Regions from separate parts of the Homo sapiens genome. Here region 2 is linked to region 1. A link is an interaction called in ENCODE POLR2A ChIA-PET data of the cell type or tissue named here. Cell type or tissue: Caco-2. All regions are shown on one strand. Links, peaks and the distances in the headings refer to the core of each region. The heading gives the core; the rest is flanking DNA. Region 1 has its middle 63 kb from the start of LINC01900. Region 2 overlaps LOC124904259 (a long non-coding RNA gene).

Evidence for each region. ChIA-PET counts read pairs that join two places held together with the same protein. Peaks named below come from ENCODE experiments on the same cell type or tissue, not always from the same donor. Only the 100,000 strongest peaks of a DNase experiment are listed, where the experiment ranks them.
Region 2: POLR2A ChIA-PET joins it to region 1 with 5 read pairs; 2 of 35 experiments call an interaction of 5 or more read pairs at or near these places.

The regions. Positions count from the first base shown.
Region 1 is chr18:22,040,264-22,048,595 of GRCh38, forward strand. It overlaps the pseudogene RNU7-17P. Among named protein-coding and RNA genes, the nearest start is that of LINC01900, 63 kb to the left of the region's middle. In Caco-2, for the core only: no CTCF peak of the experiment used is centred there; DNase peaks (open chromatin) are centred at 4,368, 4,738 and 5,178; H3K4me3 peaks cover 1,518 bases.
Region 2 is chr18:22,094,482-22,102,813 of GRCh38, forward strand. It overlaps LOC124904259 (a long non-coding RNA gene), which reads left to right. Exons shown (of 2, transcript XR_007066304.1): 2 at 3,890-4,305. Among named protein-coding and RNA genes, the nearest start is that of GATA6-AS1, 70 kb to the right of the region's middle. RefSeq lists a silencer at 2,518-2,727. In Caco-2, for the core only: no CTCF peak of the experiment used is centred there; a DNase peak (open chromatin) is centred at 4,179.

The sequences.
Region 1 (8,332 bases), core at 36-8,035:
TGGGAGGCTGAGGCATGAGAATCACTTGAACTGGGAGGTGGAGGTTGCAGTGAGCCAAGATCTCACCACTGCATTCCAGCCTAGGTGACAGAGACTCCATCTCAAAAAAAGACAGAGAGAGAGAGATTATTTTGCGATTTTTTTTTAAAGCTTATCAACTATCTCTAGTGTTAGTGTATTTTATGTGTGACCCAAGACAATTCTTCTTCCATTGTGACCCAGGGAAGCCAAAAGATTGGACACCCCAGATCTAGATGTTTGAAATGTCCTTTTGGCTGGTCTACTATTTCCCAAATCTTCTTTAACTAAGCTATCATCAGCACAGCTGCCAAATAGATCTTTCCAGAATGCGGTTTTGATAATGTCGCTCCTCAGCTTCAAAACTCTTTAGTGGCTCAACATTACCTTCTAGATAAAGATCAGACTCTCCGACTTGGCACCAGGTCCCTGTGTTGGCTTGGGCCACATGCCCCTTTGCCCTTTGTACTTTAGCAATAAAGAGCTCTTATTTTATGTCTGGCTTTTTCTCCTATATGATGGCAATCTCATTGAAACAATTTGTTTACACACCTGCCTTCCTTGCTAGACTATGAAGCACTTGAGGGCAGGAACTCTGTTTAGCTTGTTGCAGCCTTTCACACAGGGCCTGGCATGAAGTCCGTACAGTCATTCATTTCATAAGCGTAAAGATAGATGGGAATATCTCCCATCACGTGCCCACATTCTTGCATATATTAAAATGTCATGTTCCTTTGTCGGAATCTCTTAGTAATTTTAAACTGGAGATCAGGAGTACCACATTTTAGGACAATACTGAATGCTGACCACTTGGGAGTTGCTTTCCAAAGTGAAGAATGACTGTAAATTAAAATGCCGGCATCTGGCCAGGTGCGGTAGCTCATGCCTGTAATCCCGCACTTTGGGAGGATGAGGTGGGTGGATCACCTGTGGTCGTGAGTTTGAGACCAGCCTGGCCAACATGGTGAAACGCTGTCTTTACTAAAAATACAAAAATTAGCCAGGTGTGGTGGTGCACACCTGTAATCCTAGCTACTTGGGAGGCTAAGGCACGAGAATCTCTTGAACCCGGGAGGTGGAGGTTGCAGTGAACCTAGATGGCACCACTGCACTCCAGCCTGGGCAACAGTGCAAGTCTCCATTTCAAGAAAGCAAGACAAAAGAAAACCAAAAAAATGCCGGCATCTGAAACACTTACATGAAAGTAATCCTGTTTCATGCTCAGTTGTCCATTTTGCTCTTGGAACATGAGATAGATCAAGTGACAAGGCTTTGGGGGGTCGTTTAGGCTGCTGTGAGAGGAGGATAAAGAGACCGGCAGTGAGAGAGAAGCCTGTCCAAAACAGAATTCATGGTTTTGCCACCAACTTCTTGACCCACCCACAGGCCTCTTGTCAGTTAACAGCATCACAGGAAGGCCAGTCTCCTCTCGGCTTTCTCCCCTCACACCCTGTGTGCCAGCCCCTCAGAACTTTCCTGAGTTCATGAGAACACCCTGGACACCATCATATGTCCCTGCTTTGGTATGGATCAACAATGTTCTTCCATTGACCCTTGATTTGGTGGGTTCTGCATTCCTCTTTACTGTGTGTGTACACACGTGCATGGGTGTGTACATGTCTGCATGTGTGCATATCTGTGTTTTTACCCTCCTTGATCCTGATCAACTGCCTCCTCATCCATGGAGTTTTCTCACCTCCTCCAGGAAGAATCAGTCCCTTGTTACTATACCTTGTTGAGACAGTTCACATGCTGATTATTTGTCTTTGTATGAACTGTGGGTCCCCATCACATAGGGGCTGTGTTTACTTTTTCCTGAAAGGTGCCCCCCACCCTAGCACAGTGCTTGGCACAGAGTATGCCTTAATCACTACATAAATGTTAGTGTTAAAGCCACTCGCTCACTCACTTACTCTGCTCTTTCATTCGATCAGCCACTACCAGGTGGCTGGTATCCAGTTTTCCTAACCTCCCTCCCCATCCCGTGAAAGGACTTTGCAGACAGAAACCCTTTCTTTTCTTTCTTTTTAATTTTTTAATTTTTTTTTTTTGAGACAGAGTCTTGCTCTGTTGCCCAAGCTGGATTGCAGTGGCTGCGATCTTGGCTCACTGCAAGCTCTGCCTCCCGGGTTCATGCCATTCTCCTGCCTCAGCCTCCCAAGTAGCTGGGACTACAGGTGCCCACCACCACGCCCGGCTAATTGTTCTGTATTTTTAGTAGAGATGGGATTTCACGGTATTAGCCAGGATGGTCTCGATCTCTTGACCTCATGATCCGCCCGCCTCAGCCTCCCAGAGTGCTGGGATTACAGGCCTGAGCCACCGTGCCTGTCTCTTTTTAATTTTTTTTAAGGTGGAGTCTCACTGTCACCCGGGCTGCAGGGCGGTGGCACAATCTCAGCTCACTGCAACCTCCGCCTCCTGGGTTCAAATGTTTCTCCTGCCTCAGCCTCCTGAGTAATTGGGATTACAGGCACACGCCACCATACTTGGCTAATTTTTTGTATTTTTAGTAGAGAGGGGGTTTCACCATTTTGGCCAGGCTAGTCTGGAACTCCTAACCTCAAGTGATCCTCCCGCCTTGGCTCCCCAAAGTGCTGGGATTACAGGCGTGAACCACCGTGCCTGGTCAACAAACGGAAACCCTTTCTGAGGTCTGTGCCAGGCCTAAAGTGTTATCTCTCCTTGCCTGCCATCAACCCCTACGTTCCTTCCTGAACAAAGTTATTTCTTTTTCCCTCTTTCCTTCTTTAGAACAATGCCCCTGTCTATCTTTCTATTTGGATTACCCCTGTATAAAAACCAGGTGTGCTCTGAGGGTGGTCTTTTGGAGAAGGATAATCAAAACTCTCCAAGATGAGCCTACTGATGATGTCCAAGACTATGGTCTCCATATTAAGAAAAAGTCTCACTGGTTCTATCTTTTATTCTGCAGTAGCATCTCTTCCTCAAAGATGAGCCAGCCGTCATTTGAAGAGGAGGAAAGACTGGATTGGGGAAGAATCTGGGGCAAAATGAAGCCAAATTGAGAACGAGGAGAAAAGAAGATGCTAAGGCCGCAGATAAGGAGGTCTTGAGTGTTACAGCTCTTTTTGAATTTGTCTAGCATGCTTTCTGCTTTTTACTGGAAAGTGCCCCCCCCCAAAAAAATAAAAACGAATAAATAAAAAAGAAAGATTTAAAAAATAAAAGAGAAAGAAGGGCCTGGGAATTGTGGCTGCTCAGAGGACACCCAGCTCTGAGTTCAGTAGACTCTGATGAAGTGCCGCTTCTGCTTATGGTTGTCCCTTCCCATCTATCCTGGTTCTGTTTATCCTGTCTCATATCTCTCAGGATAGTCAGGGCAGCTTCCCCTGTTCTCTTGCCACTGGCTCCAACAACCTGCCTGTCACACATTCTATCTTTTGCTTCTTCAAAATATCTCTAAGATTGACTCTTCCTTTCCTCTCTCCATCAAGTTCCATCTCCCGGGCTGATCCTGCTCCTCTGCGATACGTTCTGCAGATGGTCCTGTGTGGCCCAGTCTTCCAAATGCACCTCTTCAGGGATGCCCATCCTCAGTTAGAGAAACGTGAGTGACCTCGAGGCCCTGCAGGGGGTTCTTCCTTCTGACTCGGCATACTTATTTCTCACTGCACCCGAAAGGAAACCCCTCAATGCAGTTTTTAGAGCTGTCTCCAGTCCCCAGTCTCTTCCTGACCCTGCATTCCTGCACTGGCTGAGATAAACCTTTCTCCTCCTCACTTAATCTGCCACTTAATCTGCATCCTGCCATCCATGAGAGGACTCCAACCCAGGCTGAAGTCTCCTTCTTTGCTTGCATATTAAATGAGCCTGCCATTGCTGGGCATGTCTCTATCCTCTTGCTGGTTAAAATGGTGTTGCTTTCAGCCAAAAGCCTTTGAAAACTTCACAGAGCCATGTCATCTGTCACATACATTGCAAAGAGCAAAACTGGTCAAAGTTAAAGCAAATTTAGTCATTTAGCATAGGGTTGTTTTTGAATGATCCCAGGGATGTTAGTTTTGTCCCCCCACCTCCCAATTTGCTACTGCTGCTGGGGTGTCTGTGAGCCTCTCACAGCGTGTTATTTAGGGCTGGGCTCAGGGGCGGGGGGAGACGCTCACTACACACACGCTAATTGACTTATTGAGTTAGTCATTTGGTCTTTGACAAACATTTATTTACTGCCTACAGAGAAGGCTCAAGTCGATTTTTACTTATCTTCCCAAATGGCACCAAAATTCAACAAGAGCCACCCAACACCTAGGAAAGGACTTTGACCAATGAAAGCAACTTGAGAACAGGTTTTGCTGCCTTCAGCTCACCTTGAGCAGGGGCCAAGCTCAGTGCGTTGGGAAGAGGCACAAAGAGCTCACTTGCTGCATGCTGTTTGTTCAGAAATAGCCTTCCTGAAGCATGAGTCTATTGGTGAGAACTCAGCCTTACAAAGTCAACACAAGGCTTCTGGCTGATGCTCCAGGACACTGGGCTGCTGATGCCTTCCACGCAGATCCAGAACTTCTTGTCCTCTGGGTTCACAATTTCACAGCACAGGGAGTCAGTCCTGGCTTGGCCTCTCCCTCTCACAGACCTGTGGTCAGGGTTTGTGGCCAACTGTAGGGCTTCCTTAAGGGAAGGGGTTTGTAAACCCATTTCTCTAAGTGACCTCCCTGAGCTGCAGCCTTCGGGCTGGTTCTCTCCTCTCTGCATGGCTGTAGCTCTCTGGGGCTGAACATCCCAGTAGCCAAGTGGACAAGTAGACTCTGAGAGGTGGCTATTGAGGCAGAGTAAGGGACTAGTGGGAATCTCTATTGGCAACAGAAATGCAAACGTACCTTCAGGTCAGGTTTAAAGGCCTAGTCAATGATTACATATTTTTATTATTTACCTAGTAAAAATTCCCTTGAGAGGGAGAGAGAAAGAGGAGAGAAAGAAAGAGAGAGAGAGAGAGAGAGAGAGAGAGACAGGTGCTTGATTCTCCACCTCCAAATTTTAGGGTCTATTCAGAGCTTTTGTGGCCATGTGGGGACATCTGTGATCTCTGGCTTCTGGGCTGGGCTCACTCAGAGCAGGGCAATCCAATGGTAGGCCTAAGACTTGTAGACCTTAGCCTGGGAGAGGTTCTGCTTCAAGCAGAAAATGTGGAGCCACAGAGAGGCTGCAGCTCAACAAGGTAATTCTCCCAGCCTCCAGATGACAAAGGTTGCATTTACACCTGGCCAGGAGGTTTAATCATCTACCTTTTCCAAACACAGCAGGCTAACAACCGGCTGGGCCGAAAATCATAAATTAAAAAAAAAAAATCACCAATAAGAGACAGTACAACGGGAAGGAGGAGAAAAGTGGCTCAGTGTCCTTGCTCTAGAGGAGGAACCCCTAGGTTTAACCCCTAGTGGGACCCCTGGGTGGGGAGCCATGAGTGAAGGTCCCACGTGGGAGCCTTTGATGAGAGACTGAGCCAGTGTTCCCCACGCCAGCATGAACAGCACAGTTGCCACAAATCCCATGAAAAAATGGCCCCCTGTGGGCCAGGGTTGTCTGTCTCACCATGGCTGTGGAGAAAGAAGTCTCTGCCATTAAGATCTTCCCCTGGGGGCTTGCAGGGAGGACTGTGCCATGTTACCGGTTCTTTTATGTCTTTGCTTTCTTGTTAGAGACCAGGCTGTCTTTTTGTCACCAAATCAGGCAGACTGGCGTAGCAATTACATGCTTCCACCTCATGTCAGACTACCTGTGTTCAAATCTCAGCTCCATCATTCACCTGTGGCTTCGGGCAAACAGCCTCAGCTCTCCAAGCCTTGGCTTCCCCATTTATATAATAGGGATGGTAATAGTACTTGCCTTATAGAATATCGTTGGGGTTAAATGACATAAAGTGTCATTATTATTATTTCATGGAAAAATGCAATTCAGGGGACTCAGAGATAGCTTTAGCTGTGGGTTGATGGTATCTGGGTTCGATGCATTTTAACCAGAATGATGACAGATTTATGTGTAGCAGAGACTTGGGGACGCTGGTGTCCACAGGACGGTGGTTACACATTAATTTTTCACATATGAATCTGATCACACCAAGAAAGCCACAGAACTCCATCAATGAATAGGATCTTCATAATAAAGTTTTAATGGCAAAGGCAAGATCAATCCTTTAGGTAATTAGCAATAAATAGTATTGGATGTCTATACACAAGACACTCTGGTCAGTGCAGGGGACCTAGCAGAATTGGATCCAGGCTCTCCTCTCTCAATAAATTTACCATCTTGATAGGGGGACAAGACATACATGTAATTAGCTAGATAGCAACTCAAGATAACATATGTCAAATGCCAAATGAGTTGTATTGTAGAGCAAATGTATTTGTGTCTTATCTCTTCCACTCACTCCCTGAAGACAGAAACCACATCTGTCTTGCTCATGATATGTCCTCTGCGCACATCTGCATTATTGCCGAGGCTCCCTGAATACTTACTTTGGCCCAGGCACTGTTCTCAGTGCTTCATAGGCATTAGCTCTTTTAAGCTTATCACATAGACTATGATGTAGATACTGTCATCAGCCCATTTTCAGGATGGGAAAAGTGGGTGAGAGAGAAATGCAAAAACTTGCTCAAAGGCACATGGGAACACCTGTTACCACTCTGCAGTGTCCATTGCACATACTAGTAACTTTCCCCAGCTGCCCCCTCCAGTGCCTAGTGCCGTACCTGGCACAAGGGATGGGGAAATGCATTTCTGGGGAGCCCGCCAATGTTCCAGATGCTGCTAGGCACTTAACGTGGGCCTTCTCACTTCATCTTTACAAACTCCATTGAGGTAGGGACCACGATGTTCATATGAAGGAGGAAGGGGGTTCTGAGAGGCCAAGGATGTATGCAGGGTACAGGCTGGCAAAAAATGCTTCCTGGGCCAGGCACGGTGGCTCATACCTGTAATCCTAGCACTTTGGGAGGTGGGAGGATCACTTGAGTCCAGGAGTTCGAGACCAGCCTGGCCAACATGGCAAAACCCTGTGTCTACTAAAAATACAAAAAATTAGCTGGGTGCAGTGGCACATGACTGTAATCCCAGCTACTTGAGAGGCTGAGGCAGAGAATTGCTTAAACCCAGGAGGCGGAGGTTGCAGTGAGCTGAGACTGCGCCACTGCACTCCAGCCTGGGCGATGGAGTGAGACTCTGTCTCACACACACACACAAAAAGCTTCCTGAATGATTTACAAACCAATAGACTGACTTGAACTGGGACAAGTTTGGAGCTCAGAGGACTGGGGTGGTGAAGGAAGTCTTTTCCAAGAAGCAGTGTGTCCACTGGATTATGAAGGGATTGGATTTGGGTAAGCAGGAAATGCGGGAGAGAGATGGAACTGGAGTGGGAAGGCTGCACAGGAGCCTTGGCAGTGAGCTCATGCCAGCAGCCTGGCTGGAGTAAACGATATGTGCAAACAGGCTGGAACAGTGAGAATGGTAGATCAGGGACAGATTATAAGAGGACTTGAGTGCCAAGCAAAGGAGGAGAGACCCTGAAGGAACAGAATCCACAGAAATAAGCTGGCCGTGTCTTGAATGCTTAATGCTTCTGGATCTTTAACTGGGTCCAAACATTTGATAAGCCTGGCATGGCCTTTAATTTCTTCATGCTACAATTATATTGAATTACATAACATCTTTCATCAAGGCCACTGGAAAATTACACAAAACATTTGTTCCATACAGCATGGGAAAGTTTAAACGTCTTGCAGGAAAATGCCAATGTCCTTCTTTTCCTGTACTTTTGAGTTAAAGGGACATTCTGAGGTCGTACTGCCTCATTGTTGAGGAAATGGAGCAGGCAGTGAGGACCAAGGCATAAACCTTGCTGTAACCTACCAGGAGAGCTTAGTGCTGCTCCCAACTGTTCATTTCAGTGCCAGGTGCCCTGAGGTGCCAGATCCACAGCTATCTGTATCACTGCCACCAGTTTGGGTTTCTGGCTGTGTGTGTGACCTTTGACACAGCTCCTTACCACTCTGATTTTTGTTTTTCCACCTGTGGAAAAGAGGATCATAATGGTTCCACTTCCTTTGCCTACCTGGCTATGGTGATGAACGTGCTGGTGTTTGCTGAAGGCCAATGGGAACCTAGACATCACATAAGCACCTGTGCTCTGACTCTGGGTAGCACCCAGATGGTGGTGGCGGTTCTCTATTTGCTCTCATTACAAAGACAGAATCTCATTCAATGCCCAGTTCCTTTGCTTTGTCCCATTATAGTGAAGCCAGGATTATGGACGGAGGTCGGGGGATGATGGTGGCGTGGTAGAGAAAATAAAGACACC
Region 2 (8,332 bases), core at 326-8,325, 55 kb after region 1:
TGCCTCCCTTGTAGAGACTGCCTCCCTTGTTGACAAGTCTAATACCCATGCTGGGTGGAGGCGAGGGGCAAAGATAACAGGGCCAGAGAGAATCCCCCAGAGCCCTTGGAAACAGCAGCTCGCAGCTCAGTGAAGGAGGGAGTTGTTAGCAAAAGCAAGGCCTTGTGAAGGCTCTGGGGTGGTTGCCAGATGGAAGGTGCAATGTTCAAAAGGGATTTCATCCTTAAGCAAAAAGCGTTTAGCAGCCGTCTGACTGATCATTTGGAGGAGGGGGAGATATTATGCCAATTAAGTCAAGACAGTAGCATCTTGTTCCCCTTGCAGTGAGCCCTGATAAAATTGCCTGTCCAGGGGAAGGAAAGCATTTCATTATTTCACCTTTGAAAAAGGATAATCCTTTCTGTATTTCCTCTCTGGGGGAGGGCGTCCTTTGTTCTTTTGCCTCTGACCCATAGCTACTTCTCACATTCAGCTTTGGGGTAAAGAACTTGGAATTTTTTTCAAGTGCGTGATTAAATGACTGAGTTATTAGACAAGGGAGGACCAATCTCAGGGATTCTGTAATTAATAAAACCAGGAGTGATACCATGGGGACCTCACAGGATCCTCATTCCAGGCTGGGGTTGTGAATACACTGGAAGTTCCCCTCTGTCCCTGAGGGATTCCTGGGTGGGCCCCTCAGCAGTGACTCTTTTTTTTTTTTTTTTTTTTTTGAGACAGAACCTCGTTCTCTCACCCAGGCTGGAAGTGCAATGGCACAATCCTGGCTCGTTGCAACTTCCGCCCCCACCCCAGGTTCAAGCGATTCTCCTGCCTCAGCCTCCCAGTTAGGTGGGATTACAAGTGTGCACCACCACCACGCCTGGCTTATTTTTGTGTTTTTAGTAAAGATGGGGTTTTACCATGTTGGCCAGGCTGGTCTCGAACTCCTGACCTCAGGTGATCTGCCTGCCTCAGCCTCCCAAAGTGCTGGAATTACAGGTGTGAAACACCGCGCCTGGCCTCAGCACTGACTCTTGCTCAGCATTGACTCATGGGCAGATATGAAACTCTGGAGAAGACCTTTTAGATTCAGAAGGACACCAGCTACCACTCCAATGCTCTTACTGCAGGATAGAAAGTAGTCAGGGAAGTCATTGCTTTCCAGAATCACTAAACTTGGAAACTGGGAAGGATCTCAAAGCTCATCAAGCCCAGTGTCTCCGTTTTACAGCTGAGGAAGCTGAGGCTGGAGCCGCCTGAGTGACTTTCCCGAGGTGGAACCACGAGTCAGCTGAATGAGTCTAATACGCCCCGCAGCACAGCAGGGTACATTCCCCATATGTGGCAGGCTCCACTGGCCAGGCACAGTGGCTCACGCCTGTAATCCCAATACTTTGGGAGGCTGAGGTGGGAAGATCTCTTGAGCCCAGGAGTTTGGTACCCACTTGGACAACATAGTGAGACCCCTTCTCAGAAGAAACAAAAGTGTTATAGGGCCCAGGAATGTTAGAAAACAAAAGGGAAAGAGGCCGGGCGCAGTGGCTCATGCCTGTAATCCCAGCACTTTGGGAGGCCAAGGTGGGTGGGTCGCTTGAGATCAGGAGTTCGAGACCAGCCGGGCAACATGGTGAAACCCTGTCTCTACTAAAAATCCTAAAATTAGCTGGGTGTGGTGGTGCATGCCTATAATCCCAGCTACTTGGGAGGCTGAGGCAGGAGAATTGCTTGAACCTGGGAGGTGGAGGTTGCAGTGAGCAAAGATTGTGCCACTGCACTCCAGCCTGGGTGACAGAGAGAGATTCTGTCTCAAAAAAGTAAATCAATAAAAGGGAGAGTTAGAAAACCTGCCTCACATAGTTCCTCAAGTCATTGTGTTCTCAGCCTGGTCAGGAAGTTCCAAGCATCCTTTTACCAGTCTTCAAAGTTGTTTTAATCATGAACCATCTTTCACTGAGGAATGAAAGCCTTCCTTGTACCAGTGAAGAATGCTATTTTACTATCCTCCTCCTCTGGGGTGATCTTTTCTTTCAGGTAAAATTCAAGGACCTCGCCTTTTCTTAGAAGGGTCAATGATGAAGAGTGTCTTTTCCCAACTTTGGTTATCACCTTGCTATGGTCTCACTTCCGAAGGAGTGGTAGAATCAGGCTTCAGGATTCTCTGCTGGCCACCGGTTCTCCTCTCATCATTCTGGGCACTGGGGGGCAGGTGACCCAAAAGGAAAAATGGAAACTGGTTCTCATCCCACTGTAGAGGGAAAATTTTCTGGGAACAGACTGGGCGTATTTTGCCTACTATTGATATTTTAATGGGAGCAACAGCTTTCCTGAGGACCTGACCATAGGCATCAGTGTCAACTAACACTGTGGTGTGAGTGTCCAGAAAGGTTAGTTTTTGTTTGTTTGTTTGTTTGTTTTGAGATGGAGTCTCACTCTGTTGCCCAGGCTGGAGTACAGTGGTGCAATCATAGCTCATTGTAGCTTTGAACTCCCGGACTCGAGTGATCCTCCCACCTCAACTTCCCAAGTAGCTGGGACTACAGGCATGTGCCATCATACTCGGCTAATTTTTGTATTTTTTGCAGAGACAAGGTCACTCAACGTAGCCCAGGCTGGTCTCAAGCTCCTGGGCTCAAGTGATCCTCCTACTTCGGACTCCTAAAGTGCTAGAACTATAGATGTGAGCCACCGTGCCCAGCCAAGGTTGATTTTTGAATATGCAATTGATTGGGAGGCTTAATAATACTAGTGAGGGTGCAGTGTGTGCATGTGTGTGTGTGTGTGTGTGTGTGTTTAGTGCAGAGTAGGGAGGAGGATACTGGCCTGGCCCTCGACTAAATCTTTTGGGCAGGACATTTATTGGAAATGTTATGGGATGCGTGTGGAGCTTATAGAATTACCTGTCTAATAGCGGAAGTTCTTTGAGCTGGCAAGCCTCAGAAATCAAGTCCCTAGGGCTGCCCCACTCAGCCCTCAGTACTTTAGTCACAGCATGCTTGCTGCCCACGATTTGGAGAATATTTTGAGCCCTCCTAGAGTATTGATCTACTTCTCATGATTCTGTCTGGCAGTGCACACTTATGCATTTCCTTGTCCCGGGGTCCTTCTCCTCTGTTTCTGAAATGAAAGGGGGACAGGGGTTGTTAGGCCATGAAGACTTCCCCATCTTTTATTCTTTACAGTTCTCTCTCATCCAAAAATGATAAAATATCAGAGATCCAAATTTTACTTTTATTTGGAGTTAAAATAATTTTGATACTTTTGATATTAAGAGGATAGTAAAGAATAAAAGATGGAGAAGGCTTCTTCCTCCAAATTCCCAGATCCCCTTTTACCTCAGAAGCAGAGCAGAGGGACCCCAAGATAGGGAAATGGGTGAGTACACACTGGCACTGCCAGGCAGAATCACAGAGCTGGAGGGAACACGTGCGTGACTGTCCATTCATCATCCTAGCCTTGACCTCTTCATTCCTCAGACTTCTCCAGAAAGGAAAACAGCAGTGGTGGGAAGGGCTGAGGGGAGGTCAGGGGGCAGTTAGGGAAGGGGTGATGAGGGCTATTTCTTGGACACTCCTAGCACAGGCAGTGGCAAGAGCACCAAATCGCTCTGAAGTATGGACTGAGCTGTTACCATTCATTAGAGGCCTGTGTGAGGATCCAAATAGCCTAACTGGAGTTGATTGACTCTCCTGACAGGTATAACCACTCCAATTTTCTTTCTTTTCGTTCTTTCTTGAGAGTCGGGGTCTCATTCTGTCACCCAGGCTGGAATGCAGTGGTGTGATCATAGCTCACTGCAGCCTCAAATTCCTGGGCTCAAGCAATCCTCCCACGTCAGCCTCCTGAGTAGCTGGGACTACAGGCACATGCCACCATGCTTGGCTAATTTATTTTGTTTTATTTTTTACAGAGATGAGAATCTGTCTATGTTGCCCAGGCTGGTCTCCAACTCCTGACTTCAAGCAATCCTCCTGCCTCAGCCTCCCAAAGTGCTGGGATTACAGGCATGAGCCACAGTGCCCAGCCCCACTCCCATTTTCTGAATCTTTCAGAATTTCAGATTGCCTTAAACTGCCCAAAAAAGCTGCTATAAAACCTCAACATATCGCTGCTGCACAAAACCACCCAAACCATCTTCAGACCTCTGCCCTCTGGCATGTGAGTGGCCTGCATTTCAGGAGGTGAAAGATCAGACCTTTGTTATTTGTTAAAGCACTCAGCAACCCAGAACTAAACATGCACGCCGATGTTGATTTGAGAACTAAAGGATATCTTTCAAGTCCAATAAATGTGATAAAAATAAACAACATCCTTTCATAAATTTCATGGAGCATGGCTCTGTGTTTATCTTGTGTCATGTACTTGAGATTACCCCATTGGGGGAAGAAAACACTTGATGAATGCAGGGAGTCTATTTTGTAATCTGCAGTGGTTGGAAAATATTTTCCTACTTCCTACCATGCCCTTTTTTGGCTTCTCTAAGGAAGTTATTAATGGTGCACTTTACAGTATTAGAATGCAGCAGCTTCTAATGAGAAATCCAAAAGATTCCTAGGTTGCAGCCACCCTCCTATGTGGTAGCTGCTTATAAAACGATTCCATGTTCTTTTTTCTTCTACCCAGTGGCTGAAGAGTTTTACTTGGGGTATTATGATATCTGAGAATAACAACAACAGTAGTAATAACAAAAACAATAATACTAATAATACTAACCAATGCGTCTAACACATATCGAAGTGCTAGACAAAGCACTTTTTAAAACTTTATTTTTTTAAGACAGAGTCTCACTCTGGAGTGCAGTGGCATCATCTCAGCTCACTGCAACCTCTGCCTCCTGGATTCAAGCAATTCTCCTGCCTCAGCCTCCTGAGTAGCTGGTATTACAGGCGTGTGCCACCACGCCTGGCTAATTTTTGCATTTTTAGTAGAGATGGGGTTTCACCATGTTGGCCAGGCTGGTCTCAAACTCCTGGCCTCAAGTGATCCGCCTGCCTCGGCCTCTCAAAGGGCTGGGGTTACAGGCATGAGCCACTGCACCTGGCCTTTATAAACTTATTTAGCCACACAATCTTATGAGGTAGGAACCGTTGTCATTCTCATTTTACTCATCAGAACCTGAGACTCTGAGGTTGTGTCTTGTTACAGGTCATACAGCTGATAAACAGTGGAAGATGGGATTTAAGCAGTTCTTACTCCCTTGATTGAATGAATACATCAGCTGTGACTCAGTTGTGAAGCACATCCATCTTATTCATTTATCTGTTGAGCTTGAATATAAAATGTAATAGAGCATCTACTGGAACTGGGTATTGTTCTAAGCACTGGAGATGCTGGGACAAAGCAGACAAAACCCCTACCCTGGTGGAGCTTACAGTCTAGTGAGGTCTAGTGTGATGAAATCTAAACTCAACAAAACAAAGATCAACTAAATACCAACTGAATGGTGGAGATGATATGGCGAAAAATAAAGAAATGAACATAGAGGATATGAGAGCAGGGGCTGCAATTTTAAATATGGCAGTCTGAGGAGGCTTCATTAAGAAGGTGAGATTCCAAGAAAGAGCTGAAGGAGGTGAGGGAGTGAGCCATATGGCTACCTGGGGGCAGAACCATCCAGGGCAGATAGAACATGCAAAGGCCCTGGGGTAGGGCTATGCTTGGCATATTGGAGGAACCATGAGGAGACCAGTGTGGCTGCAGAAGGACCGAGCAAGGAGGAGCACAACAGATGAGGGGAGAGAGGCTGGAGGGTACAGAGCCTTTTCTTGCAGGCCTTGTAGAGGCTGCACCTTTTCTCAGGATGGGGTCGGGGGATTGGAGGGTTTTGAGCAGAGAAGTGACATGATCTGACCTAACTTTTATTTATTTATTTATTCATTTATTTATTTTTCTGAGATGGAGTTTCACTCTAGTTGCTCAGGCTGGAGTGCAATGGCACGATCTCTGCTCACTGCAACCTCCACCTCCTGGGTTCAAGCCATTCTCCTGCCTCAGCCTCGCTAGTAACTGGGATTACAGGAGTGCACCACCATGCCTGGCTAATTTTTGTATTTTTACTAGAGACGGGGTTTTGCCATGTTGTCCAGGTTGGTCTCGAACTCCTGACCTCAGGTGATCCGCCTTGGCCTCCCAAAGTGCTGGGATTACAGGCGTGAGCCACCGCGCCCGGCCTAACCTAAGTTTTAAAAGGATCACTCTGGCTGCTGTGTGGAGATGGACACCAGAGGGACAGAGTAGAAGCCAGGAGCCCAGTTAGGAGACTTGCAGAAAACCAGGTAGGAGGTAGTGGTGGCTTTGACCAGATCAGGAACGCTGCAAGGGATGAGGAGTAGTTGGGTTCAGAAAATAAATAGAAGCAAACTCGAATTTGCTGATGGATTTGTGAGGTGTGAGATGGAGAGAGGCGTTACAATGTCTCTGAGGTTTTCATTTTAGGTGAATCCAGGACAGGGGTTATTAGGAATGACTTAAAATCAAACTAGGAATGTATTTTACTGAGGAAAAGATCATAGAGGCTTGAGAAGGGAAAAGTGGAGAGAGAGCACCCACACTTCTATTTCTAATCAGTCTGAAAAATGAGGTTTTAGGAAATTCTCAACACAATGAAAAGATAAATGTTTGAGGTGATGGATAGATGGATATACCAGTTGCCTTAATATGTTCATTATGCATTGTATGCAGGTATCAAAATATCACATGTGCCCCCCATGTGCTTTTTTTTTTTTTTTTTGAGACAGAGCCCAGAGCTTCACTCTTTCGCCAGGCTGGCGTGCAGTGGTGTCATCACAGCTCACTGCAGCCTTGACTTCCCAGACTCAGGTGATCCTCCCACCTCAGCCTCCCAAGTAGCTGGGACCACAAATGTGTGCCACTACACTCAGCTAATTTTTTGTAGAGAGGGAGTTTCACCATGTTACCCAGGATGGTCTCAAACTCCTGGGTTCAAGTAGCTGGCCCGCCTTGGCCTCCCAAAGTGCTGGGATTACAGGAGTGAACCACTGTGCCCAGCCAGTACAACTCTTATATGTCAATTTTTAAAAAAAGAAATGAAAATTGAGGCTTCCATGAGCAACTTTTAACTTTTACCCATGCAGCCAGCTCCCTGACAAGCAGGAGCTCCTGAAGGGGCATGTCCAACAGTATACATGGTGGATGCAAAGGAACAAAAGTTTATCCTGCATGGTAGAACATTCTACAAAAATAAGGTATTTTTCTAGTCTGTTTTCTACTGGAGAAAATCTTTTCTAACCTAGCCTGAGGGAAGAACACTTGTCATAAACCATCATTTTGCAGGAACCTACAATTGTGACCGAATGGGGACAGGCCAGTTAGTGGATTATGGAGGTGAATATTCCAAGGGTGAGGGTGGATCCTGAGATATGCAAAGTCTGGCTTCTAATGCAGATATGCTTATCAGACCGGAATCCTGCAGGTTCCGAGAGGAAGTAGAAATAAGGGATAAGGAAGAGTTAGTGGTCTCTGAACGGAGACAGGAGGTGGGGGGGTATTGTTGTCTACCCTGGGAGGCCTAATCTAAGGGCCACTGATGACACTACAGATGAAGACTGCAAAAAACCAAGGCCTGGGGTGAGGGAGGGAGGGCCAGCATCCCCATGGACCAAGGTCATTTGGGGATTAGAAAATGAAATCATTATAGGATTTCCAGGAAATGCTCTTCTTCTGTCCGCACTCCCACCCTCACCTACCAAGGTGCGCTAGACTGTCATATTGTTGTTAAAATAAATTAACCTCTTTGAGGGTATTGGAAGAATTCATTCCTTGACACTTTGTTGGGATAATTGCAAAACTCCTCTGGGGTTTGGAAATCTCTGGGAAGACCAGTGGTCTTGGGTATAATGATAAAAAGAACATATCTTTACAGAATGCTTGTTATAGACCAGGCTCCGGGACAGGCAGCGGAAGTGCACTTTACAATGTAATCCTCACACAATCTCAGGAGACAAGTACCATTATTATCCATATTTTGCAAATAAAGAAATAGAGAACCAGGCACAGTGGCATGCCCCTGTAGTCCCAGCTACTTGGGAGGCTGAAGTGGGAGGATCGATTAAGCCCAGAAGTTTGAGGCTGCAGTCAGCTATGATCATGTTACTGCACATCAGCCTGGATGACAGAGTGAGACTCTATCTCTAAAACAAACAAACAAATACATAAATATGTACATAAAATAGTTTTTTTAAAAAAGAAGAAGACAACTTGAAGAAACAAGTAATTTGCCCAATCTCACCGAGCCAGTGACAGGCAGATCTGAGTGCCTGACCTCCATGCAGTTGACTCTATAACCTGTCCTCTCAGCCAGTGTGGAGTCCAGGCAGGGGACACATAAAAGAGG